Linked DNA regions of Homo sapiens: region 2 is linked to region 1. Evidence: chromatin loops called from intact Hi-C (ENCODE). Cell type or tissue: ovary. All regions are shown on one strand. Each heading gives the region's core, and the rest is flanking DNA. Links, peaks and the distances in the headings are about the cores only.

Evidence for each region. Peaks named below come from ENCODE experiments on the same cell type or tissue, not always from the same donor. Only the 100,000 strongest peaks of a DNase experiment are listed, where the experiment ranks them.
Region 2: a loop joins it to region 1, with 3 times the contacts of the local background. A loop is called at or near these places in 5 of 110 quality-filtered maps.

Annotation. Positions count from the first base shown.
Region 1 is chr1:19,502,084-19,510,083 of GRCh38, forward strand. The region is part of intron 1 of LOC105376819 (a long non-coding RNA gene); the gene reads left to right. LOC105376818 (a long non-coding RNA gene) reads right to left here. Exons shown (of 3, transcript XR_947018.1): 3 at 7,807-7,845. Among named protein-coding and RNA genes, the nearest start is that of CAPZB, 21 kb to the left of the region's middle. In ovary, for the core only: no CTCF peak of the experiment used is centred there; DNase peaks (open chromatin) are centred at 2,882, 3,058, 3,648 and 7,073; H3K27ac peaks cover 4,291 bases.
Region 2 is chr1:19,393,731-19,410,198 of GRCh38, forward strand. All of the region lies in intron 2 of CAPZB (capping actin protein of muscle Z-line subunit beta), which reads right to left. It overlaps LOC124903868 (a long non-coding RNA gene), which reads left to right and starts at 14,960. Exons shown (of 4, transcript XR_007065524.1): 1 at 14,960-15,082; 2 at 16,324-16,453. RefSeq lists enhancers at 7,451-8,130, 8,809-9,486. In ovary, for the core only: no CTCF peak of the experiment used is centred there; no DNase peak of the experiment used is centred there; H3K27ac peaks cover 4,788 bases.

The sequences.
Region 1 (8,000 bases), core at 1-8,000:
GCTGGGCCTTTTTTTTTTTTTTTTTTGAGACAGAGTCTCACTGTTGTTGGCCTGGGCTGGAATGCAAAGGTGCGATCTCAGCTCCCTGCAACCTCTACCTCCCGGGTTCAAGTGATTCTCATGCCTCAGCCTCCTGAGTACCTAGGACTACAGGCTTGTGCCACCATGCCTGGCTGATTTTTGTATTTTTAGTACAGACAAGGTTTCGCCATGTTGGCCAGGTTGGTCTCAAACTCCTGACCTCAAATGATCCGCCCATCTTGGCCTCCCAAAGTGCTGGGATTACTGGTATGAGCCACTGCTCCCGGCCAAGATTATTTTAAAAGGCATGACACACTGTCTCTCGTGCTCCACCATGGTAAGACGTGCTTGCTTCCCCTTCACCTTCCGCTATGATTGTAAGTTTCCTGAGGCCTCCTAGTCATGCTTCCTGTTAAGCCTGTGGAACTGATGCAATTGAAGACACTGGTTATTTTATCAAGGTTTTGACTAGAATGGCATGCTTTCAGATACAAACAGACTGTTCTAAGAAACCAAAGTTGACTTATAGGGCCAATAAAACTCCTCAGGAAAGCTGGCCTTATACCTTGTCTACCCAGTCCCTGTATAGGGTTCCTGATCTGTGGGGTTTTGCATGTCTGACCCCCATGGCTCCACCTGGACCTCCCAACCCCACTCCTGTGGCCCCACCCAGAAGGAATTCAGCTCACAGGAGGGCAGTTTAGACTCCCTATGATTTCATCCGCCCCAATCAATCAGCAGCAAGCCCCAGTTACCTGACCTCCCCCCTCTTTCCCCAAACTGCCTTTGAAAAACTCCTAACCTAGGAACTTTGGAGGAGATGATTTGAGTGCTAACTCCATCTCCCACATGGCGTGGTCAGCCTTGTGTCTGTTAAGCTCTTTCTTTATGGGGGAAAAAAAAAAGCTTGGCAGCTTATTATTTTTCTGAAAAAATAGCGTTTTAAACATCTGACTACAGAAATACATGCTCATTGTAGTGGCCAGGTGTGGTGGCTTATGCCTGTAATCCCAGCACTTTGGGAGGCCAAAGTAGTGGATTACTTGAGGCCAGGAGTTCGAGACCAGCCTTGTCAACATGGTGAAACTCCATCTCTACTAAAAATACAAAAATTAGCCAGGCATGGTGGCACATGCCTGTAGTCCCAACTACTCAGGAGGCAGAGGCAGAGAATTGCTTGAAGCCAGGAGGCAGAGGTTGTAGTGAGCTGAGATCATGCCCTGTGCTCCAGCCTGGGCAACAGAGGGAAACTCGTTCTCAAAAAAAAAAAAAAAAAAAAAAAAAAAAAAAAAACAATGCCGGGCACGGTGGCTCATGCCTGTAATCTCAGTACTTTGGGAGGCTGGGGCAGGCAGGTGATCACCTGAGGTCAGGAGATCAAGACCAGCTTGGCCAACATGGGGAAACCCTATCTCTACTAAAAATACAAAAATTAGCCAGGTGTGGTGGCGTGCACCTGTAATCCCAGCTACTCAGGAGGCTGAGATGGGAAAATCGCTTGAACCCAGGAGGCAGAGGTTGCAGTGAGCCAAGATCTCACCACTGCACTCCAGCCTAGGTGATAGAGCAAGATTCCGTTTCAAAAAAAAAAAAGAAAAGAAATGCATGCCCATTGTAGAAAAATTATAAACAAAAGCACCAGAAAAGAAAATTCCCAAGAAATACTTTCATCTTTTTGAATTTATCCTTCTAATCTTTTTTATTGTCACCAGGTTGGAGTGCAGTGGTGCCATCTCGGCTCACTGCAACCTCCACCTCCCAGGTCCAAGCAATTATCCTGCCTCAGCCTCCCAAGTAGCTAGGACTACAGGCGCCCATCACCATGCCGGGCTAATTTTTGTATTTTTAGTAGAGACGGGGTTTCACCATATTGGCCAGGCTGGTCTCGAACTCCTGACCTTGCGATCTGCCCACCTCGGCCTCCCAAAGTGCTGGGATTGCAGGCATGAGCCACCGCGCCTGGTCTTTTTTTTTCTTGAGATGGAGTCTCGCTTTATCACCCAGGCTGGAGTGCAGTGGTGTGATTTCGGCTCATTGCAACCTCTACCTCCTGGGTTCAAGCGATTCCCCTGCCGCAGCCCCCCAAGTAGCTGGGATTACAGATGCCCACCCCTGTACCTGGCTAATTTTTGTATTTTTAGTAGAGACAGAGTTTCACCATGTTGGCCAGGCTAGTCTCGAACTCCTGATCTCAAGTGATCTGCCAGCCTTGGCCTCCAAAAGTGCTGGGATTACAGGCATGAGCCACCGCGCCCAACCGGCATAATTTTTAATAGTGGCTCAGTATCCATTGCATGGAGTGGGGGTCATGATTTTTTTTGTTGTTTTACTTTTTAAAAATTGTTTGTAGAGACAGCGTCCCACTGTGTTGCCTAAGCTGGTCTCAAACTGCTAGGTTCAAGTGCTCCTCCCACCTCAGCCTCCCAAAGTGCTGGGATTATAGGCATGAGCCACTGCGCCAGTCCTGTATTTTGATTTTTTTTAAGTAACCCCCTAATGTTGTACAGTTTGGTTGTTTCCAGTTTTTCACCATCAATAGCAATAAACATCTTTGTATGTATCCTTCTGCTCATATCCCTAATTATTTTTTTAGCACTCACAAGTAGAATTTTGCATCTAAGGAAGAGCTACATTGTCAAGACTTTTGCTATTCATTGCCAAATTTCATTAAAAAGTTGTACAAATACACACCACTGGCAGCAGTGTATGAGAATGCTATAATAAAGGCTTTGGGCCAAGTTGACAATTATGAGCAAAAAAAAAAAAAAAAAAAAACAAAATCAAGAAGATAAGTGTTTGCTAAAGGCTCACCCTACGCCAGCTGTGTTTATTTGTTGAACTCTATCACCATGTTCCTTGGCCCAAACACTGAAGGTCCTTTAGATTCTTAGTTTATTTAGTGCCTCTTTCAACACTCTAGTACTTTGACCCCAGTCTTATCTGAAGGAAAGAGGATTTCTGGTAAATAGTTTCCAATTTGGAAACTCAACCCAAGCACTTCCATCCCTCATCCCAGTGTGGACCACCTCTGTGGTTTTAACTGCTGGGGATGAGTCAGAAAGTGATGCTGGCTGAGTTGGAACTGAGAACTGTAATGCTTATAAGAAATAATAGAGAAGGTTTGAGGTGAAAAAGTCATGTTCCGAGGTACAAAGGAAAAACCAATAACAACCCAGAGTTTGGAGTTTCATTCTGCCCTGCTCTGATAATATCACTATGGTGATGTTCTCCATAAACAATTGCAAAATAGCAAGATGAAAAGGAACAAGCAAGTTCCACCCAGGCGATCTGGAGTTATTTTAGGGATCAAGGCAGTGTCATCTGGGGTAAATATGGAATGCAAAATCTGTTCTTGTAATAATCATCCCCTTCTTTTGTGAGGCTGAACAAAGACCTGGCAAATCAGTCGTTTTGTGCTCAAAGAAGCACTGACCCAGTGTTCTCAGGGCCAAAGAGAAAGTGAAGCCAAAACAATGGAAATGATGGTTAATAACAGATGCTGGAATTATTCTTCTCACACCCATGGACTCTGAGACTCCACTGAGCCTGGTGTGGAGTCCAAGCGGGTGGAACAACGGTGATGTTCTTGGGTAGGGTTGGCCCAGTTGAGAGGCTGGGATCGGGACCCCAGGTTGCTGAGCTCGGTTGCCTGCCCTTGACCTTGATTCTTGGGCCAGAGTCGGTGGAGGGAAGCATCTTCAAGGCCACGGTCTGTCTCTGGGGCATCACCATCTGCTGCAGATGACATTTACTGCTCCTATCCTCATGCTATTCTCTTTGAACCCCTGACTCAGCGAGCCCCAGTCCAAAAAGCAGAACTAGCTATTTTTTGCATCAAGAAAAAGATGTCAGGCAATACACTTGCCGAATTCTTTGCTGACCCTGAAACGCTTCCTCTTTGCACTTAACTCCTGTTCTTCCTTTATTCTCTTTGCTGCCTTCTCTTCTAGACCACTAAATTGCAAGCGCCGCTATCTTCTCCAATGAAGATGCTCAAGGGAAGGGCTGTACTCAGCCATGGAGGCTGGCACAGTGCCTGGGGCACGCAAGTTTCTCCATAAATGTCAGCTCATAGGAGGTGAATTCAAAATCCCATGCCTACCCTAAAATGGACATTTCTCCGGCAGATCTGAGACTGAGGCTATTTGTTCATTCATTCAACAAATATTTATTGAGCACCTACTAGAAACCAGAATTTGTGCTAGGGACTGGAGCTGTAAGGGAAACAAGATTCCAGGGCCCTGTCCTTATGGAGATTACATTCTTGTACACTGTAATGCAAGTGGTGAGCACAGCTTCCATCTTGTCACAGTGGTGAGCACAACCTACTTCTCTGACCATTGGACAAAAAATTGCACTCCCCACTTACCTTGTCTTATTTTATATTTCTTTGTTGCTGATCTTTCAGTCTTTGCATGCAAAAATGTATCCTCTTTGAGGGTGCTTTATGATGTTCATTGCTGAATCCCAAGCACCTAGAACCACTTCTAGCATCCAGCAGGTGTGTTGGTCTATTTGGGCTGTTATAACAAACTACCATGGACTGAGCATTTTATAAACAGCAGAAATTTACTTCTCACCGTTCTGGAGGCTGGCAAGTCCAAGATCATGGCGCCAGCAGATTTGGTGTCTGGTGAACGCCCTATTCCTGGTTCACAGGTGGTGCCTTCTCACTGTGTCCCCACATGGTGGAAGGGGCTGGCTAGTGCCCTATGGTCTCTTTCATAAGCACACTGATCCCAATCCTGAGGTCACCACTCTCATGCCCTGATCACTTCCCCAAATGCCCACCTCCTAATACCTTGGAAGTGAAGATTTTACATATGAATATTAGGGACACAAAAACATTCAGACCATAGCAAAGTGTTCAACAAATACCTGTCAAATCAATTTATTTAATAAACTCTGCAATCTTCTAGAACTTTCTAGCACAAATCTCCAGGGAATGAGCTGAGAACTCCAGAAATTCATAACTACAAATTACAACTACCCAGGACTTTCCAGATTACAAAGGAGGGAGGTGCATGGGAAGGAGCCTTCGCCTCTCTTGAGTCCTGGGTTCCTTCTTGTAAAATAGAAACAATAACACCTACCTTTGGGGCCTGTTGTGAGGATCGGATGAAGTAATGGGTGGGAATTACTCAGCCCAGAACCTGGCAAGCAGTATTTGCTCCATGCCTGGGGACAGTGCTATTGTTTATTATTTGAGCGTCCCAATTCTGTGTGGACTTTATTATTAGCTTGGCCATTTAACTGACACAGAAAACAGGACTAACGGGGGTATACTAATTTGCCGAGGGTAGCTCAGGAGGGACTAGAACCCCAGCTACATACACCCATGGGGCTGAATTCCAAACACAATGCCTTATCTACCACCCCAGGGGTGCCACCTCTGGAGGGAAAACACAAGGGTGCCTCCTGATTCTTCCAACCCCCGACTCCACCACCCCATCCTCTCCCACCATTGTGTTGTTCTCCATTCTCAGTCTACCCCACCCATCACCAAGGGCACAAAAGAGCTCAGAGGAGAAGCAAGCTTGAGGGGAAGACTGTGCATTTGGTTAGTAGGAGCAGGACGAATCCCCCTCCCGCCCACCTGCAGCTTCCTGTGATGCTTCCTCCAAGTTCCCCACAGCCCCCTCTTCTCTCATGCCTTGGGGACCCTCAGCCTGCCAGCCTCTAAGCTGTCGGGGATTCTGATCCAATCAGAAGAGATGGGCTATGAGACCTGTTAGCATAAACAGATCGGGAAATCTTCTTGAAACAGAGAGGTCCTTGAAATTGAACTTCCTAAAAATGATTATGGTTTTTTTTTTTTTTTTTTTTTTTTTTTGGAGACAGAGTCTCGCTCTGTCACCCAGGCTGGAGTGCAGTGGCCAATCTCGGCTCACTGCAAGCTCCGCCTCCCGGGTTCACGCCATTCTCCTGCCTCAGCCTCCCGAGTAGCTGGGACTACCGGTGCCCGCCACCATGCCCGGCTAATTTTTTTGTATTTTTTTTAGTAGAGATGGGTTTCACCGTGTTACCCAGGATGATCTTGATCTCCTGACCTCATGATCTGCCCGCCTCAGCCTCCCAAAGTGCTAGGATTACAGGCATGAGCCACTGCGCCTGGCCAAAAATGATTATGATTTTTTTAAAAAGTAGGCCAGGTGCGGTGGCTCACACGTATAATCCCAACACTTTGGGAGGCTGAGGCAGGAGGATCACTTGAGGCCAGTGTTACTGGAAAGGGGTCCCAATCCAGACCCCAAGAGAGGGTTCTTGGATCTTGTGCAATAAAGAATTCAGGGCAAGTCCATAGAGTGAAGTGAAAGCAACTTTATTAAGAAAGTAAAAGAATAAAAGAATGGTTGGCCGGGCGCGGTGGCTCACGCCTGTAATCCCAGCACTTTGGGAGGCCGAGGCGGGTGGATCATGAGGTCAGGAGATCGAGACCATCCTGGCTAACAAGGTGAAACCCCGTCTCTACTAAAAATACAAAAAATTAGCCGGGCGCGGTGGCGGGCGCCTGTAGTCCCAGCTACTCGGGAGGCTGAGGCAGGAGAATGGCGTGAACCCGGGAAGCGGAGCTTGCAGTGAGCCGAGATTGCGCCACTGCAGTCCGCAGTCCGGCCTGGGCGACAGAGCGAGACTCTGTCTCAAAAAAAAAAAAAAAAAAAAAAAAAAAAAAAGAATGGCTACTCCATAGGCAGAGCAATGGTATGTGCTGCCCACCTGAATGTACTTATAGTTATTTCTTGACTATACGCTAAACAAGGGGTGGATTATTCATGAGTTTTCTGGGAAAGGGATGGGGATTTCCAGGAATTGAGCGTTCCTTCCCGTTTTAGACCATAAAGGATAACTTCAGAACATTGCCACGGCATTTGTAAACTGTCATGGAGCTGGTGGGAGTGTCTTTTAGCATGCTAATGCATTCTAATTAGCATATCATGAGCAGTGAGGTCAACAAGAGGTCACTTTCATCATCATTTTGGTTTTGGTGGGTTTTGGCCGGCTTCTTTACCACATCCTGTTTTATCAGCAAGGTCTTTGTGACCTGTATCTTGTGCCGGCCTCCTATCTCATCCTGTGACTAAGAATGCCTAACCTGGGAACGCAGCCCAGGAGGTCTCAGTTATTTTACCCAGCCCCTATTCAAGATTGAGTTGCTCTGGTTCAAATGCCTCTGACACTAGGAGTTCAAGACCAACCTGGGCAACATAGTGAGACACCATCCATACAAAATAAAAATTTTAAAATTAGCTGGGCATGGTGGCATGCCTACAGTCCCAGCCATTGGGGAGGTTGAGGCAGGAGGATTGCTTGAGTCCAGGAGTTTGAGGCTGCACTTAGCAGTGATGGCACTACTGCACTCCAGCCTGGGTGACAGCATGTCTAAAGAAAACAAACAAAACGAAAACTATAATAGCGTTAGCTGTAATTCATTAAATATTTCCATGGTGCTGGGTAGTGTGAGAGGCAATTTATAAATGTCCAGCTCTGATAACAACCAGGAAAGGCAGGTAGTATTATTCCTATTTTATAGATGAAAAAGTTGAGGCTCTGGAAAATGAATGATCTTGTGGGCCGGGCATGGTGGCTTATGCCTGTAATCCCAGCACTTTGGGAGGCTGAAGCGGGTGGATCACTTGAGGTCAGGAGTTCCACACAAGCCTGCCAACATAGTGAAACCCCATCTCTACTAAAAATACAAAAATCAGTTGGGCATGGTGGCACGTGCCTGTAGTCCCAATTACTCAGGAGGCTGAGGCAGGAGAATCGCTTGAACCTGGGAAGTGAAGATTGCAGTGAGCCGAGATCGTATCACTGGACTCCAGCCTGGGCGACAGTACGAGAGAAAAAAGAAAGAAAGAAAGAGAGAAAGAGAGGGAGGGAGGGAGGGAAAGAAAATGAATGATCTTGTCAGAGGTCATGTGGCTACTAAGTAATGAATGCTGAGATTTAAACCCGGTCTATCTGCCCTCAAAACTCAT
Region 2 (16,468 bases), core at 4,972-12,971, 100 kb before region 1:
AAGGTGCCTGGGGTCGCCTGGGAAGGGCTGCAGGGCTGGGCTCTCCTGCCCCTCACCACAGCCCACAGCCCACAGCAGATCCGACATGTGACCTTTCCACTCTGGGCCTCGGGGACTCCTGGCGTGTGGGCAGGGGCTCAGTGCCTACTGCCCAGCAGAGCCTAGTGAGAAACTGGCCCCCCGCCTGCCAGGGCCACACACAAGAGGACACTTCCAGGTCCAGCCTCTCTCCTCTTTAAGAAGTCACTTGGCGCTGAGGGCCATATTTTTTTGTTTTGTTTTGTTTTTGAGACGAAGTCTCGCTCTGTTGCCCAGGCTGGAGTGCAGTGGCGCGATCTCGGCTCACTGCAACCTCTGCCTCCCAGGTTCAAGTGATTCTCCTGCCTCAGCCTCATGAGTAGCTGGGATTATAAGTGTGCACCACCATGCCCAGCTAATTTTTATATGTTTATAGAGATGGGGTTTCACCATGTTGGCCAGGTTGGTCTCAGGTGATCCGTCCTCCTTGCCCTCTCAAAGTGCTGGGATTACAGGCATGAGCCACCGCGCCTGGCCAAGGGCCATATTCTTTAAGTGCAAGCACAGCCTGCTTTCTTCCTGTGAAGGCTGTAAGTTGTAAGATGCACCAGTAATTATAACATCGCTAAGTGTACACATTAAGTGTAAGAAGCAATTTCCCAATTTTGGCAACATTAAAACGCAAGCGATGGCTGGGCACAGTGGCTCACGCCTGTAATCCCAGCACTCTGGGAGGCTGAGGTGGGCGGATCACCTGAGGTCAGGAGTTTGAGACCAACCTGGCCAACATAGTGAAACGCTGTTTCTACTAAAAATACAAAAATTAGCCGGGCGTGGTGGCGCAGGCCTGTAATCAGCTACTTGGGAGGCTGAGGCAGAATTGCTTGAATCCAGGAGGCGGAGGTTGCAGTGAGCAGAGATCGCGCCACAGCACTTCAGCCTGGGTGACAGAGCAAGACTCTGTCTCAAAATACAAAACAAAACAAAACAAACAAACAAAAAAAGTGAGCAAGCCACGCAACATAGATTTGAGATAATGGTACATACAGCACATCTGGCGGAGTAACACAGATGTTTCTGACTTAAGATTTTTTTGATTCTGCGATAGTATTCAGTAGAAGCTGTAGTTTGAATTTTGATCTTTTCCTGGGCTAGCGATGCACGGTCTGATCCTCCCTCATGACGCAGGGAGACAGCAGCTCCCACAGCTCCCCACAAGCCCTGTGATCAAAAAGGTGAGCGATGACACTCTACAGCCACCGCGCGCCAGGTGCTTTCACCAAACTGTAGGTGTGTTCTGAGCACATTTAGGGTCAGCCAGCCTAAGCCACGACGCTTGGCAGGTTAGGGGGATTAAAAGCATTTTCTACTTCCAGTGGATTTTTCGTCACGTAACCCCTTCGAGGGTGCAGCAGCATCTGTACCTGCTCATATGAGGCACATGACTCAAGGCGGGGGTTGTGGTTGGTTACCTAGGGTTTAATACAACTGAGGCTGGCCGAGAGGGCCAACATTAGGAAGCCATTTTTGACCAACAAATGATTTATTCTACTTAGAAATGAGTCTTCCACATGCCATTAACAACAAAGAGCTTTTTCAGGAAACGGTAAGTCCCCTCCATCTCTTTCTTTTCTCAGACAGGTGCCCTGACCATCCAGAGATAAATAATAAACAAAAGCAGGCCTCCTGGGCTCGCTTTCAGCCATTCATACTCCAAACCCCAAAGCTTTGCCCTCTGGAATCTCACAGCCTGGAAGGGGCCACAACGGTTTCCTAAAGAAAGGGTCAGGAAGGGGCAGAACAAAGAAGACAAATGGAAAGGAGAAATGAAAATCACTACATTTGGGTCAACCACAGGCACACACAAGGCTCCTGTTGTCCACATGTAACCTTAAGCTTCCCTGAAGGGGATGAACCAGGCCCTCGGAGCCTAATTAAATGAACCATTTCCTGGCCAGGCACACAACCCATCACCTGTGTGCAGAGAAGCCAGGGTCTCTCTAAGCTCCCGGCTGCTTTTAATTAAGGACTCGTCCCTGAGAGATGAAGCACAACATACAAAACCACCTTCGAGTCACCAGAATGGAAGTCATCTTGGACTTAGTGCTGAGAACTGCCTGCAGCCGGCCAGCCAGCCGGCAGGAGAAGCTGCCGCCTACAGCCAGGCGATGGCCTCAGGCTAAGGAGCACAGGGAGGCTCCCCTGACTCAGGCTTGCCCCACACCCAGCATCCTGCATGTCTATCCAGACCACCTTTCTTCCCCGTGTTCCACCTAAGTCATCCTTCAGGGTCTGATTCGGCCACGCCTGCCTCTTCCACTGCAACCTCCCAAAGCCGCGACGGCAGAGGCCGTTGCCCCGCCTCTACTCCTGCACCCTGTGCAGGATGCGGTCTTGAGCCTCACAGGTTTGTGACATGCATGTGTCTCCCCAGGGCAGTGATGAGCTGTCTGGACGGCCTCATGCCCGGCTTGATGCTGGCAGGACTTCTGAAGCGTTGGTGGGATGGTGTGGGATGGTGGAAAACTAGGGCCACTTGGGTCAGGTTCTGATCTTTTGAAGCCCAAGCCTGCCTTGGTGGGAAGCAAGTTCTCAGCACTCTTCAGCACCTCCCTTAAAGGAGGGACTATTCTTCGGTGAGTGGGAGACAGACCGAAACTTGACGTGGATGGCATTTCATCTTCCTGACTGCCAGCCCTGAGTTGGATGAAGGTGTGCACCCACTGGGCGTGGGCTGCCGCCTGCTGTGGAGCTGCCGCTGCCCCTCGTACCCTACACAGGCTCCTCCTAAAGCCAGACCCGCAGCCTTCCCAGCATGAAGGCAAGCACGGGGTAGCTGCTGTTCTCTTCCCGGACGGTCCTCAGTCCTCGGTCCAGCTTTCTCAGTCCACATTTTTATTAAGGATTATTGGCCAGACGCAGTGGCTCATGCCTGTAATCCCAGCACTTTGGGAGGCCGAGGCAGGAGGATCACTTGAGGCCAGGAGTTCGAGACCAGCCTGACCAACACGGTGAAACCCCACCTCTAATAAAAATACAAAAAAAAAAAAAAAAAGAAATTAGGCACTGTGGCGAGCACCTGTAATCCCAGCTACTCAGGAGACTAAGGGAGGAGAATCGCTTGAACCTGGGAGGCGGAGGGTGCAGTGAGCCGAGATGGCGCCACTACACTCCAGCCTGGGTGACAGAGAGGACTCTGTCTCAAAAAATTAAAAAAAAAAAGATTATCGTATTGGCTTGTATTCTTCTGTCACCTGAAATCTTTTTGGGAAAAGACCAGGTAAAAATACACAAACATAACTCATATATAAGTTGATTTTTCTCCAAAGACACTGTAATTTCACAGAGGATCTCTGTCCTCTCGTTTAAGTGAAAAGATACATAGTGAAACCAAATTTTTGTTCTCGTCAACATTTTAATGAAACATTATTCAAGGGCCTGCTGTAGGTCATAATTCCCAAGAACCTATGGACAACATTAAGTGAGGACTTACTGAACTATCAAAGTTATGATTGGAATAACAGCAAAGATGTTTAGGTCTTACCATTTAAAAGGCATGTAACACACATCCTCATTTTATCATCACAGCAACCCTGCAGAAGGCAGGGGTGTTATTATCCCACATTACTGTTTACAGGTGAAAAAAAGAGGCACAGGTAGGTTAAGCAACTTGGCTATGGTCACACAGCAGGTAATTCAATGAAAGCCATGCGATCCCACCCTAAGGCCGTGCGGACTCTAGAATGACACCTGGTGAGTAACCTAGCAGGCAAAATAATTCAGCTGAAAGAGTCACCAGCTGGATGGTGGCAGAGAGAAGTACTTGGCAAGATTGGTTTTTCACACAAGGTCAACGCGAACGGAACCTCTCATACCAGCCACCTACTAGGGTACAGCATCAAGACCTAATTTCAGGGAGGGAAATGGGAAATGCATCCATTTCATCATCACTGGATACTAAGGGTTAGGCCTGGCCTCAGGCTTTATAAACCACATGTGTGCCAAATGTCCACGTCTAAACCTAGAGTTTAGGGTGAAAACTATGAATGGGCTACCATGGAAGTTACAAAATAAGAATGCAGGGGGAAGCCTGAGGGCGCGCGCCACCCGAATGCGGGAGGAGCCAGATGGGGCAGCATAGGAAGGGCTGTTCTTTACCACTGATCTGGGGGGCTCATGATCGCCCAGAGGGACAGACCAACAGCATCGGGGTCTGTGGGTTGATATTCATCTGCACGTCGACACTGGTGGGGATGCCAGGGAAATCTCACATGTTCTGTTTAGCAGAAACGAGACACCTGAGGCAGAAAGTGACAATAAGGAGTCACACGGCCAGGCAACCATGGGCAATGGCAACGCAGGGGATACTTTAGAATCTGAAAGCCTGTGAAACACCCTCAAGTCCGAGAGGATCTGCTCCATGATGAGGAACTCCGTGACCTCCAGGGCCCACACACGGAGGTGAGCCACAGTCATCCTGCCACACCTGCTCAGTCTCCCGATGAGCCAGGCGAGGTGCTGAGCCCTGTACTCCTCGCCCCAGGGGTCCTGATAGCCCCTTGGGAGGCGAATGACCTTTGAAGCCACAGCAGAGGCTGACCAGCTCAGAGCACGGAGCCACTGAGTCAGAGGGCGGAGGTCTGGCTTCCTCCAACAGATTCTCCAAAAATCCTCACGATCACAAGCTTCTAAACCTCCATGACCTACCATGATTCCAGTAATACTTCTGTTTCCCTTCAAGTGGGAGTGTTTGTGCCATGTTTACGTGTCTGAGTGGGGGAGCGGGTGCTAAGGCAGACTCAACAAGTCGGGTTGCTTCGCTGTTCTCAGCACAAAAGTCACCCAGGCTGTCTGGCCACAATGTTTCACACTGGATTCCTTCCACTGGAGGGATGTCTCATCAGGTTTTGCTGTAATTTCACTGAGTCACCCATAGAAACGACCAAGCAGGGGAGACTGGAGGGGACATCTCCAGGGGGCCACATCTGAGCTGAGTTACAGAAAGTGAGGCAGGGCTGGCAGTTAGGGCAGGTCGCAAAGCAGCCCAAGGACTAAGGTGCAGACAGAGAGCATCTCTGTCTGTCAAAGGCAGACAGCGTGGGATGCCGAATGCTGATAGCTGCACAACTCTTTTTTTTTTTTTTTGTCACCCAGGCTGCAGTGCAATGGAGCGATCTCGAGTACCGCAACCTCCGCCTCCCAGGTTCAAGCAAGTCTCCTGCCTCAGCCTCCCGAGTAGCTGGGACTACAGGTGCTTGCCACCATGCTTGGCTAATTTTTTTATTTTTTAGTAGAGACAGGGTTTCACCATGTTGGTCAGGCTGGTCTTGAACTCCTGGACTCAAGTGATCCGCCTGTCTTGCCCTCCCGAAGTGCTGGGATTACAGGCATGAGCCACCATGCCCAGCTAGCTGCACAACTCTTGCGTGTGCTAAAAACCATTGGACCGTACACTTTAAAAGTGTAAATGTTATGTTATGTGAATTATATCTCCAGAAAGCTGTTGTTAAGAAGGTGAATCAAGAGAGGATATTTTAGGCAGAGAGAACCACATGGATCCAAGACATCACAGGTAGACATCCAGGAAACCAACAGTTTCAGAATACGAGTACGTCATGTGACCCAGAGTTAGGTTGGTAAAAAGTGACCCTGGGTGTCAGGAACCATGGGCAGTGTTGTCTTTCTCCTCACTCTCAGTCGTAGCTGTTTGACTCTTCACTCTTACTACCCAGAGCTTTTCCTACATCAAAATAAACCAAGGTACTGCAGGGACTTGCCACTGGCCTGGAAGTCAGAGCTGGTTCTGCCATGAAACGGTGCTACATGGGGCATGGGCCACAGCTCCCTGGTCTCTGCAATGGATGGTTCTCTGAGAGAGGAGCACTTTGAGGGCTGTGAGTACAGAGGGAGGAGCTCAGGGTGTCAAGAGTGGGAGAGGAAGTCTGGGCCTACCACCTTCTACCTGGTTTATTCAAGTTCTAAGATTTTGCTTAAAAAAAGGGCTGTACCAATTTTCCAAATGTTTGAAAACCACTAGATGAGATAATCGGTAAGGTTCATTTTAGTGTTGACATCCTACGAAGTTTCATAGTTCAAGACTTGAGAGTTACTCAAAAGTTTGTGTCATCCCTCCTAAAACAAACCTTTACTAAGCAAGGTACTCTGAGGCTCAAACCAACTGTGGACTGCCCAGCTCTTCGGTTCACAGCCTTAGGACACAGATGCAAGCAGCTGAGTGAGTTATTCACAAGAAGGGGAAGAAGGAAAAGGCTTGGAACCCATAATCTTCTCCCCTGAATGCCATGTTCAAATTTAAACTCTTAGGGAATTTCTATATTTGTATACAGAATCCAAATTCCCTTCTCTTTTCTCTTCCAGGAGAGATTCCGAGCCCACCCCTTGCCTGCCTCCGAGACCTCAACACCATCCTGCTTACTAAAGGGAGCCCAGTTTTTCCCGCTACCCATGGCACAGGTCTTCGTCAATTTCAGTGTGCCCTTCATGAATCTGGCATGTGGTCACTGGCAGTTAAAGGGGGTGATGATGGAGAGGAGAAACCCCAGGCTCCAACTACAAAACCCTGCGGGACACGCAGGCTCCTCTGGGCTTCCCGGCCCACATTCCTGGCCTATTTCAAACATCAGGGAAGCAGACTGAGCGTGCCATGCCCTCCTCAAGTATTTTTAACCTGTTTCCAAAACCAGACATGTTCTAAGGGGGGCGACCCAGGAATTCCTCATCCAGGGCCAGTGCCTGCCAACCGCGAGATGTTGGCTTTCTAACAGCTCTGAGGAGGGAGTTGTTGTCTGCCTTTTCTGGCACGTGGGGAAGTGGGATCTCTCTCCAATTCACTTTTACGTCTCACATTTCTCATCAACCAGAGGGCAGGATCTAACTTAAAGTGAGAGTCTTCAGACCATCCTCAATGGAAGCTCTCCAAACACTGTTCTCCGGCTTCCAACAACAACAGGAGTCCATAAGGTTCCCCAAATGAAGGACCTGGATAGATCTTGTAGGAAAAAAAATCCTATGAGGACAAGGCCAAGGAACGGGCCTATATGCACTTCACTTGAATTATGCCTCCTGGCTCTAGGTGACAAGAGCCATCTTTTTCACCACTGGAGAGCTCAGCCTCCTACCACCTTGCCCCGATCCTGACCTGGTTCAGATTCCTCGCTAACATACTTCTCTCACCTTGTAGCACTGTTGCACATTGAACAGGAGGGAAAAGCTCTTTTGTTCATTTTCCTTAGAATGGAACCAAAATGATACTCCAGTAGCTCCATCTAAAAGCTCAAGTGGCAGCTAACAGCACGGACACCAGGGGCATCCCTTGCCAGCTTCCAATGCCATGGTGAGAGACACTCATCATGGTTTAAAAAAAGACCAGAGAGCATTTTCACAAGCAATTCCTAAGAGACTTAAATTTCCTACACATAGGCAGAATAAAAACCAAAAAGGAAAAAAAAAAAACTTCCCCCAAACAAAAGTGAGGGCTTTCAAGGAGACTTGCTGAGTGGGCAAACATTTTGGAAAGATGGAATTTTAAACACAAACACAAAAGGGCAAAGATTTGCAGCAGAAGAGCTATGCACACAGCCGGGAGGACTTTAATTAGGGAAAGCTTTGCAAAGCCCAGGGAGCATCAGCATCGGCAAATCTCCCCTTGGTCTCCGGAATGGAAAGAATGTGGAAACCAATGGGTGATCAAGGAGTTCGAATTTTGCCTGACACTCTTGCTGGGAATGAAGCATGCAGTCCTGTCTTTTGCCACCTTTTCAGCAGCCTCAGGTGAGCCTTTTAAAAAGGTGAAAAACGAAGGACCACCTAGCCTGGGAGAAGCCAGGGTGGATCCTCTCCTTCCTAGGGTGCTTCCTGCAGATGGCACACAGCCAAAGCTCTTCTGGTGTTTTAAGGCAGAAACAGAATTCAGGGGAGGACTAAACAACCCCTTTAGAGCTACGTGCTGTGTTTTTTGTTTGCATTTTTCCAAGTCCAGGCATTTTTCCAGGTATTTCCAATGAGACTGAAATGGCCTACACATAGGCTGACGACCTATAATAACATAAGAAAGTGATGTTGGCCCCCTGCTCCACCCAGAGGGGACATCTGCTTATTTGGCTTCCAGGTGGTGGGAGCAGTGGTTTTCCCCAAACAGCTAATACCCTTCAATTCTTTGCTTTCTGTATCATGAAGTTCACTGGAGTTTGGAGCACAGACTCTTTAAACCAGTAATTTAACTCTACTTTTGAGGATACCCTATGCCCCCAGCAGTTATGAGAAGGGTTGCCAAATCTTAACTCATAAGGGTGACAGGATCAGGAACAAAGGCCTGGACTCTCCACCCTTCTCCTCTGCCAAAATCTACGAGTTCAGGAAAATGGCAAGCCAGGAGTTTACTTTAGGTTCCCTCAAGAGCAGCAGCTGTTCCCACCAGGGCTGCGAAGGAATCAACAGGAACTGAGAGAACACCTGAATGGTCTGATTCAGAAAGTCCCAGCTCCCTGTGAGGTCAATAAAGAACTTTGTCTCAACAGAGGCAACAAGGCCACTGCCTCCTAGGAAAGGACTGATGTGGGCTTTTCTAGAGGCAGGCAGGCTCTTGGATCAACAGGCTTACAAGGGCACATTTCTCAGTTACGATCTTAAAATTGCAGGGAACCTGCTGATCTCTGTCCCTTACCCATCTAGAAAGTCTGAGTGGGAGCTAACAGCTGATCCTCAGCAAAACCAGAGTGTGCGCCCATCACCTGCTTTCTGGTAAGGGACCCATGTGGCCTGAATCAAAACTCAAAGCTCACTAGACACCAATTCACACGCTCTATCTAATCAGGCAGAAACCCAGCTGCTCCTGCTCAGTCCCTGCCCAGCTAGTACCTTCCCACCACCCACCAGCTGTATCTCAGGCTCTGCCCACTCTAAGCTTTCCCTGGGATTTGCCTGCCAAGGGTGGGCCACGGTGTCCTCTGTGGTGCTCTGCAGTGCCCATGTTCCTCACATCAGAAGCCTTGCATTCTGGCTGGGAGCGGTGGCTCACCTCTGTAATCCCAGCACTTTGGAAGGCCGAGGCGGGTAGATCACCTGAGGTCAGGAGTTCGAGACCAGCATGGCCAACATGGTGAAACTCCATCTCTACTAAAAATACAAAAAATTAGCTGGGGGTGGTGGCAGGCACCTGTAATCCCAGCTACTTGGGAGGCTGAGGCAGGAGAATTGCTTGAACCAGGGAGGCAGAGGTTGCAGTGAGCCAAGATTGTGCCATCACACTCCAGCCTGGGCAACAAGAACAAAACTCCATCTCTAAAACAAAACAAAAAAAAAGAAGCCTTGCATTCTATCCATCCTGGGTTATCTGGCTCCCACCGTGGCTATGAGCTCTTTAAAGACACAACTATTCTGTTGTCACTCTGACCCTGGTGCTTCAGCTTAGGCAGGGCCTTGCATTCATGGGGGCTCAAGTAGGCATGCACTCACTGAATGTCCGCTTCAGGCTTGACAGTGGGGATACAAAGGTGAACAAAAGAAAAGATCCCTGCCCTCCAAGAGCCAAAGCTCCTAGGATGGAGCAAGTCCAAGAGACAGGAGAAGCAAGGGGCATGCTGGGGGGCAGGGTGAGGGAAGTGAGGCTCCAGCGGAGATGGGAAGATGAGCAGTTAGAGGGAGCAGAGTTGGTGTGGACATGTGTCCCAGTCAAGGAAACGGCATGTACAAAGATGCAACAAGACAGGGCACAGGCCTGGGAGTGTGCAAGACAAGGAGACAGGAGGAAGGGGCAGGGCCAGATCAAGAGCTCTTCCACCTAGATGTGTTCTCCGGGCTTGATCCCGACAATGTGGAGTCATTAAGGGACATTATCCGAAGTGCATTTTGGCAAGACTACTCTGTATGCAGAGCAGGCAGGGGATGACAGGCAGGAAGGCCTGTCTACAGGCTATTATAACACTCCAGTAATGCAGGGAGGAGCAGTAGCAATAAACATTCATTGAACTGCTCTAAAATGAGGATTGGGACATACCTTCACCCAACAGGCTGGATAAGGTGGATGGCACTCTGTAAAAAAGTGACCCCGCTTTGGGCAGGTGGAACTACATCTCCACTGGCCTTCAGCAGCCTGAGCTGCACCCAGTGCCCCTTCTGCCTGCCTCCCTCCTGGACTCCAGCCGCAGTTCCTCCCTGTCACATGCCCTACTTAACGCCTGCAGCATCAAGACTCAAGAGGTTGAAGTACAAGAGGTAACAGTAGTAGGCCGGGCACGGTGGCATCACTTGAGGTCGGGAGTTTGAGACTAGCCTGGCCAACATGGTGAAATCTCGTCTCTACTAAATATACAAAAATTAGCTGGCTATAGTGGTACACACCTGTAGTCCCAGCTACTCGGGAGGCTGAAGCAGGAGAATCGCTTGAATTGGGCAGGCAGAAGTTGCAGTGAGCCAAGATCGTACAACTGCACTCCAGCCTGGGAGACAGACTGAGACTCCATCTCAAAAAAAAAAAAAAAAAAAAAAAAAATATGGCTGGGCGCAGTGGCTCATGCCTGTAATCTCAGCACTTTGGGAGGCCGAGGCAGGCAGATCACTTGAGGTCAGGAGTTTGAAACCAGCCTGGCCAAATTGGTAAAACCGCATCTCTACTAAAAATACAAAACTTAGCCAGGCACGGTGGTACAGGCCAGTAGTTCCAGCTATTCCAGACGCTGAGGCTGGAGAATCACTTGAACTCGGGAGGTGGAGGCTGCAGTGAGACGAGATCACGCCACTGTACTCCAGCCTGGGTGACAGAGCAAAACTCCATGTTAAAAAAAAAAAAAAAAAAAAAGAGGTAATGGGAAAAATGCTCGCTTGTCATTGCAAGATCTGAGCTCACCTCACAGTCCCTCTCCCACCTGGAAGAAGGCAGGACATTTCAGAGCCCGATCAAGCAGCATTCACCCACCTATCTGGCCAAACAGGGAAACGCAGGCTGCTTTTGACAAGGGGCACGCACCCTCCTCCTTAAAAGGACAGCTCAGCAATCATGGGAAAGCAGTGGATTCCAGCCGCTCCTGTCAGGGATTCCACCACCTTCTTTGGATGATTTGCACCAAGTATTTTCCCTACATGACTTCCTTTAATATTCACAATTGTCCTCTTTTAGAGTGAGGCAAATCCAGAATTCTCTCCATTACACAGATGAGGAAACTGAGGCCTGGAGTCTGGTAGCTTACCGAGGGTCACCTAGATATTCAGGATGCATGCTCCCAGCCCCAGCTAACTCATGACTCCGTGACCTTAAAGACTCTGTCCATATACTGCCACCTGCCGGGACCACCAGCCCTTGAGTCCCAGGGGCTGAGGTCTCCTGAGTCATAGCTCAGCTCCAAGAGGCATCCGTCCCTTCTCATCTCTGGGTCTCAGATCACACAGCCTAGAATGTCTAATGTGGACTCCCCTCAGAATTTGGGGATAGCAGGGTTTTTGGTTCATTATCTCATATTTATTTGTGGCCATATCGACATGTGGCCAGGCACTGTGTTAGGGTCTGGGGATAGAGGTGAGCATCATGGCATCCCGCAGGTGCTCGGAAGCCAGAGGGCCCTCCAGTGCTAAGAGTACAGTTACAGCACACAGCAGTGCTTTCAGTGCGTTAGATAAAACGTGGAGATTTGGCTGCCCCTACAGGCAGCGTTTGGGACTAGGAAGGTCAATGAGACAGGAAAACAATGCGGGCGAAGAAGTATTAAGCCTCTTTAAAACACCTGATGTACATATCTCCTCTACTCCCAACTGATGTTCAACACATAGCTAGAAAGAGGCAAAAAAAAAAAAAAAAAAAAAAAATCCCCTTGTATGAAGGATAATCCTTTCAGCCTGGGGCAAATCTCCTGAAGAGTTTTGTTCTGAACTAGGAGTGTTGTTTTAGCTTCCAGTCAATAGTAATTAAGAGTCCCAATATATTCCAGAAAGAGGGAGAGGGAGATTAACGATCATTAAATCTCTTCTGCATTTGGCTCCAAATCTCTTTTCGGAGGGGCCGGCTGTCAGATGATCCCTCCAAAGCGTCCATCTGACAGCACTCCCGCCGCCACCATCTGGAACATCAATTCGAGAGCTCGCCTGAAGGTTTCAATTACATAAAAGGCAATGGGCCCATTAGGACCCGAGAGTCTGGAGCTTCACAAGCGCTGCTCACACCCCCTCTCCTGTACACAAAGCCTCTAGAATTTGGTTGGCAGTCATTTGCAAAGGGACTCATTTTGGTGGGGGCATGGGGCTGGCCAGCCCCTTGGCAAGGCCTCTCTCAGGCAGGCTCTGTGCGTGCTATGACTGACAGGGTCTCTAATGAACCTTAATTGTGAGCTCGACAGGCCCAGGAAGGCAGCCACAGATGTGGCAAAGGGCAACCGCAAACCGTCTGATTAGTGAATAAGAAGTGTCCGGCCCAGTGAGGGCCAATGACCCAAAAAAGGAGGAGGGCGGGACTATTCCTCCCCCACGCATCCCTTCTAAAGCTCTGAAGCTTCTTTATGTAAGCAATGCAAAGCCTCTGGGTGCACTGGAACCCAACGCACCCCTCCCCCCGGCACTACTGCTTGGCAGCTGGCAGCTGGGATGTTGGGGTCTTGTGCTTGTTACCACGGATGCTTCCGTCTCCATCAGCAGTGCACCTTTAACCACAGGAGGCCAGAACAGAACGCCCTTTCAACGTGGGAAGGGGGAAGCTACCCACTACGGAGACTGAGTAACTTCTTGCCGGTGCTAAGAATTGTGAAGACAGCTGCATTCAGAGTCAGCCATCCTCTGGTGACCTGCAGTGACAAGGAGAAAGCTACTCCTGGGGCAGCTTTGGGCACAAACAGCGTGACGGAGAAGACAGGCTTTGCAGACGGGTAGATCCCAACTCTGCTCCTTACTAATTAGCTGTGAGGCTTGGACCAACTCATGAAACCTCACTTGGTTTCCTCATCTGTAAAATGGGCATAAAAGATCAACCTTGTGGTGTGCAGTTTAAATAAGCAAAGGGTCTGGAACAGTACCTGGCACACGATAGTCATCTCTTAAAACCCGGGAGAACAGCAGAGTATTTTGCGCAAGTTTGACATGACCTCAGAACTCCATGCAGACAGCTACTACAAGCCAGGTACTATGCTAGAAGCTTTACACCCCCCATCTCTCATTCTTGAAGTTAGTGTCATGCCCATCTCACAGATGAGGAAACTGAGGCTCAGTGGTCACACAGCTAAGACGTGGTAAAGACAAGAGCTGAACAGGATTGTGCCTTTCGATTTCAAGGCACTCCACTATCAACTTCAATGCTCCTAACCAAGCATTTCAGGCATCCTCAGACTAACAGCCTAGAAACACCTAACCAAGAATTTTGTAGAATTTGAATTCCCAAATACACCAAAACAGGCTTCTCTGGCCTGGCATATAAAGGTGTGGTAGGGGGCACTAAATGGCCAATCTGTTTCCAAGGAAGTCTGCAAAACAAATGAGGACTCCACTTCCAGCCTTGGTCTGCTTCTTGGCTAGTGGCACCTCACAAGCATTTTCTGCATCAGGGTCATGAATAGGTAGCAGCAGGTGAGCTGCTAAAATAGCCTCCCCACCAGAAAGCAGTCCCAGGAGAGGCCCAGAGATACAGAACAGAGGCCCATCACTGGGAGGTTGTGTAGGACCCTCACACATAGACTGGGGGGCTCTCAAGCTGGGGAAAAGGGTACCTGGGGGGAGACTAGAGATGTAGGTTCAAGAAGGGGACAAGAGATTCAGAGGAAAGAGGAGCAAGAGGTGAGCAGTGCTGATAAGGAAGAGGGTAAATGGCAAGGAAGCTGGGAAACCGACAGAAAGGATCCTGAGGACCCAGGTTTCACAGGTGACCTGGCACCTCTGGAAGGCTGAGGATTGAGGGGTCTGATGACCTGGGAGGCTGCAAGGCTGGCTTGTCCTTGGACACTGAGATCAACCTAAGACTCCTTCCTGCCGCCTTAGACCATCCAGCCACGCTCTTGTCTAGCTTTCTCTCCCAGGGCTTCCGAAGACTTTCCCAATGATAACCGGGGTCAGCTCCTCATTCAGGGAGCAGAAGCAGGAAGAAAAGTGCCTAGCAAGCAATCAGGAAGAGGAGGGGGAGAGACCCTCACCAGGGCGGACTGTGCAGCTGGTGTCAGATGACCCTTATCTCTGCAGAATGGAAACCAGCCAGCCAAAGTCTGGAGGCTCACCTTCTGACCTCCATGACTCGCCTTTGGGTGGGGGGCCGTGGCATTTTCAGCTTCCCATTCAGGGATCCTTACCTTGACAAGTTCTCATGACTATCTACAAGGCCTCAATGGAGGGCCTCTTAATCTCCTTCCTCAGTTAAATAAGCCAAGTCCTTGCAAACGTGCACTGGGTTATAAAATGCCCCACTGTGGGAGCCAAGGCTGGGACTTGGTTCACCTGTGAAAACTCAGCCCAAAAGGCTGCCCAGGGCATCAGGGCACAGCCTCTAGGCTGGTGGAACCCAGGAGTGAGCCAATCGGCCCTAGGAAGCCAACAAAGGCAGTAAAGGCAACAGCCAGCATCAATTAAGTGCCTGTCTTCCACTCACATCTGCAGTTTACACGCACCCCAAATCCTCACAACCGTCTCATGAATTCGGCTTTCGGAAACTGTGGGAGATGAAGTGCCTTGTCCAAGGTCTCAAAGCTGGAAGGTGACCAGGCCAGGATTCAAGTCCTAGTGAGCCTTCTCTTCTGGCTCTAGTGAGCCACCCAGGGACAAAGACTGTGGGCTGGAGTATCTGCTGGAGGCCCCTGCCGGCTCTGTTCTCTCCACCTATTTACCAGATGGGGCAGCTCATAGGCCTGAGAGAAACTGAGGTCTCTTCTGCCAGCAAAAGGGGAGCCTGAAAGTGGTGACATCAACAGAAGGGTATCCATGGTGATGTTCTTTTAGTTCTAGGCAACAGACCTCCAGTTCTGAGAGACTGAGAGACCATCAGGCCTGCACTTCGCAGAGTGGGGGCCCGAGACCCAAAGACCTGCAATTCCCAAAGCAAATTAGTGGCAGACTCAAAGCCACAGCCCAGGTCTCCTGACTTCCAGTAAGATTTGCCAAGGCACCTTCTTAATGGACATAGTGCTTCCTTTTCATCTACCTTTGTCCCTCCTATTGAAGCAGCAGGAAGTTTCCTGAAGCAGTTCTCTATTTGCACAAATAGATAAATAATTCCAAAAAAGCTATGTTTCCTTCTACCCCATTTTACCAAACACTTATGAAAATAAAAGGTTTGGCTAATATCACACTTAGGGCCATTGTCAAAAAAGGGTGTAGAATCCAGGCCACTTAGTGTGTAGGTTATGATCCTTCCCAGGAAAACAATGTTTCCCAAAGCACATTCCTTGAACGTGAGTTGGGATAACAGGTTCAGTTCTTTTTTTATTAACTGTGGGACTTCTCAGAGCCTTTAATATGCCAACATGGGTGATGATGCTCTTAATGGATAATGGAGTCTGATTATCCAGACTCTGGATTTCTCCCAGTCAATCGCTGCCCTTTATCCCTCAAGAGACTCAATGCCAAGGTGAGGGGATCCACTTCATTAGAAAGTCACGAAATGTGCAGGTCACAGTCCAACAAGAAACGAATCCACCCACCAAGCAGAAGGAACAGTCATCCATGAAGGAGGCTTTTCCAGCCATCCCATCTCGGTTTATTTTGCACTTCTAACTACTAGTGAGGACCAAAGTTTCACATATTAGGCGTTTGTGTTTCTTCCTCTGTGAATTGCCTATGTAGCCAGCTCTTTCTTCTAACAAAGTATTCCTACTTCTCCTATTGATGGAGGCAATGCCATGTGGTAGTTAAGAGCCCCGGAGTCAGGTTGTCTGGGTTCAAAGCTTAGCTCCACCATCATACTTGGTGACCCTGGATAAACTGCTGGAGGCCCTGCTTCTTCATCTGTCCAATGGGGACAACTCTAATAGCCTCAGCAGGTGTTCTCAGATTTAAAGAGAGAAGCGTTTTGCCAAAAGGTACAAATGCTTTTCAGAGTGTGTTCCTTGCTTTTTAATTTTGTGTAAACTTCTAAGTTAAATTTGCATGCAGTCAAAGCTATCATTTCGGCACTGGCTTATGCACCTTCTAAAGGCCTCTTCCATCTCAAGATCAAATACTGATGTTTGCTCTCTGGGTCTTTCATGTTCGTTTAATAGTTAATTCTTCAGTCCATGAGAAATACGCAATATGACTACATGCTGTTGCAATAGAGTTTTAGTGTGTTTTCCTTCAAAAGTATTAGCTGTTTCAACACATTTATTGAACAATTATTTTTCTCCCAAATAGGAATACCACTTGTGATTGTTCTAAGTTCTTCCATTACTGAGTCTGTTTCTGAGAATTCTGACTGATTTGCTTCCGCCACTCAGCCTGGAGCTCTGCAGCTGTCTTCACGCACTGCCTGCTTGCCTCTTAGGTGACTGCCTTTAAA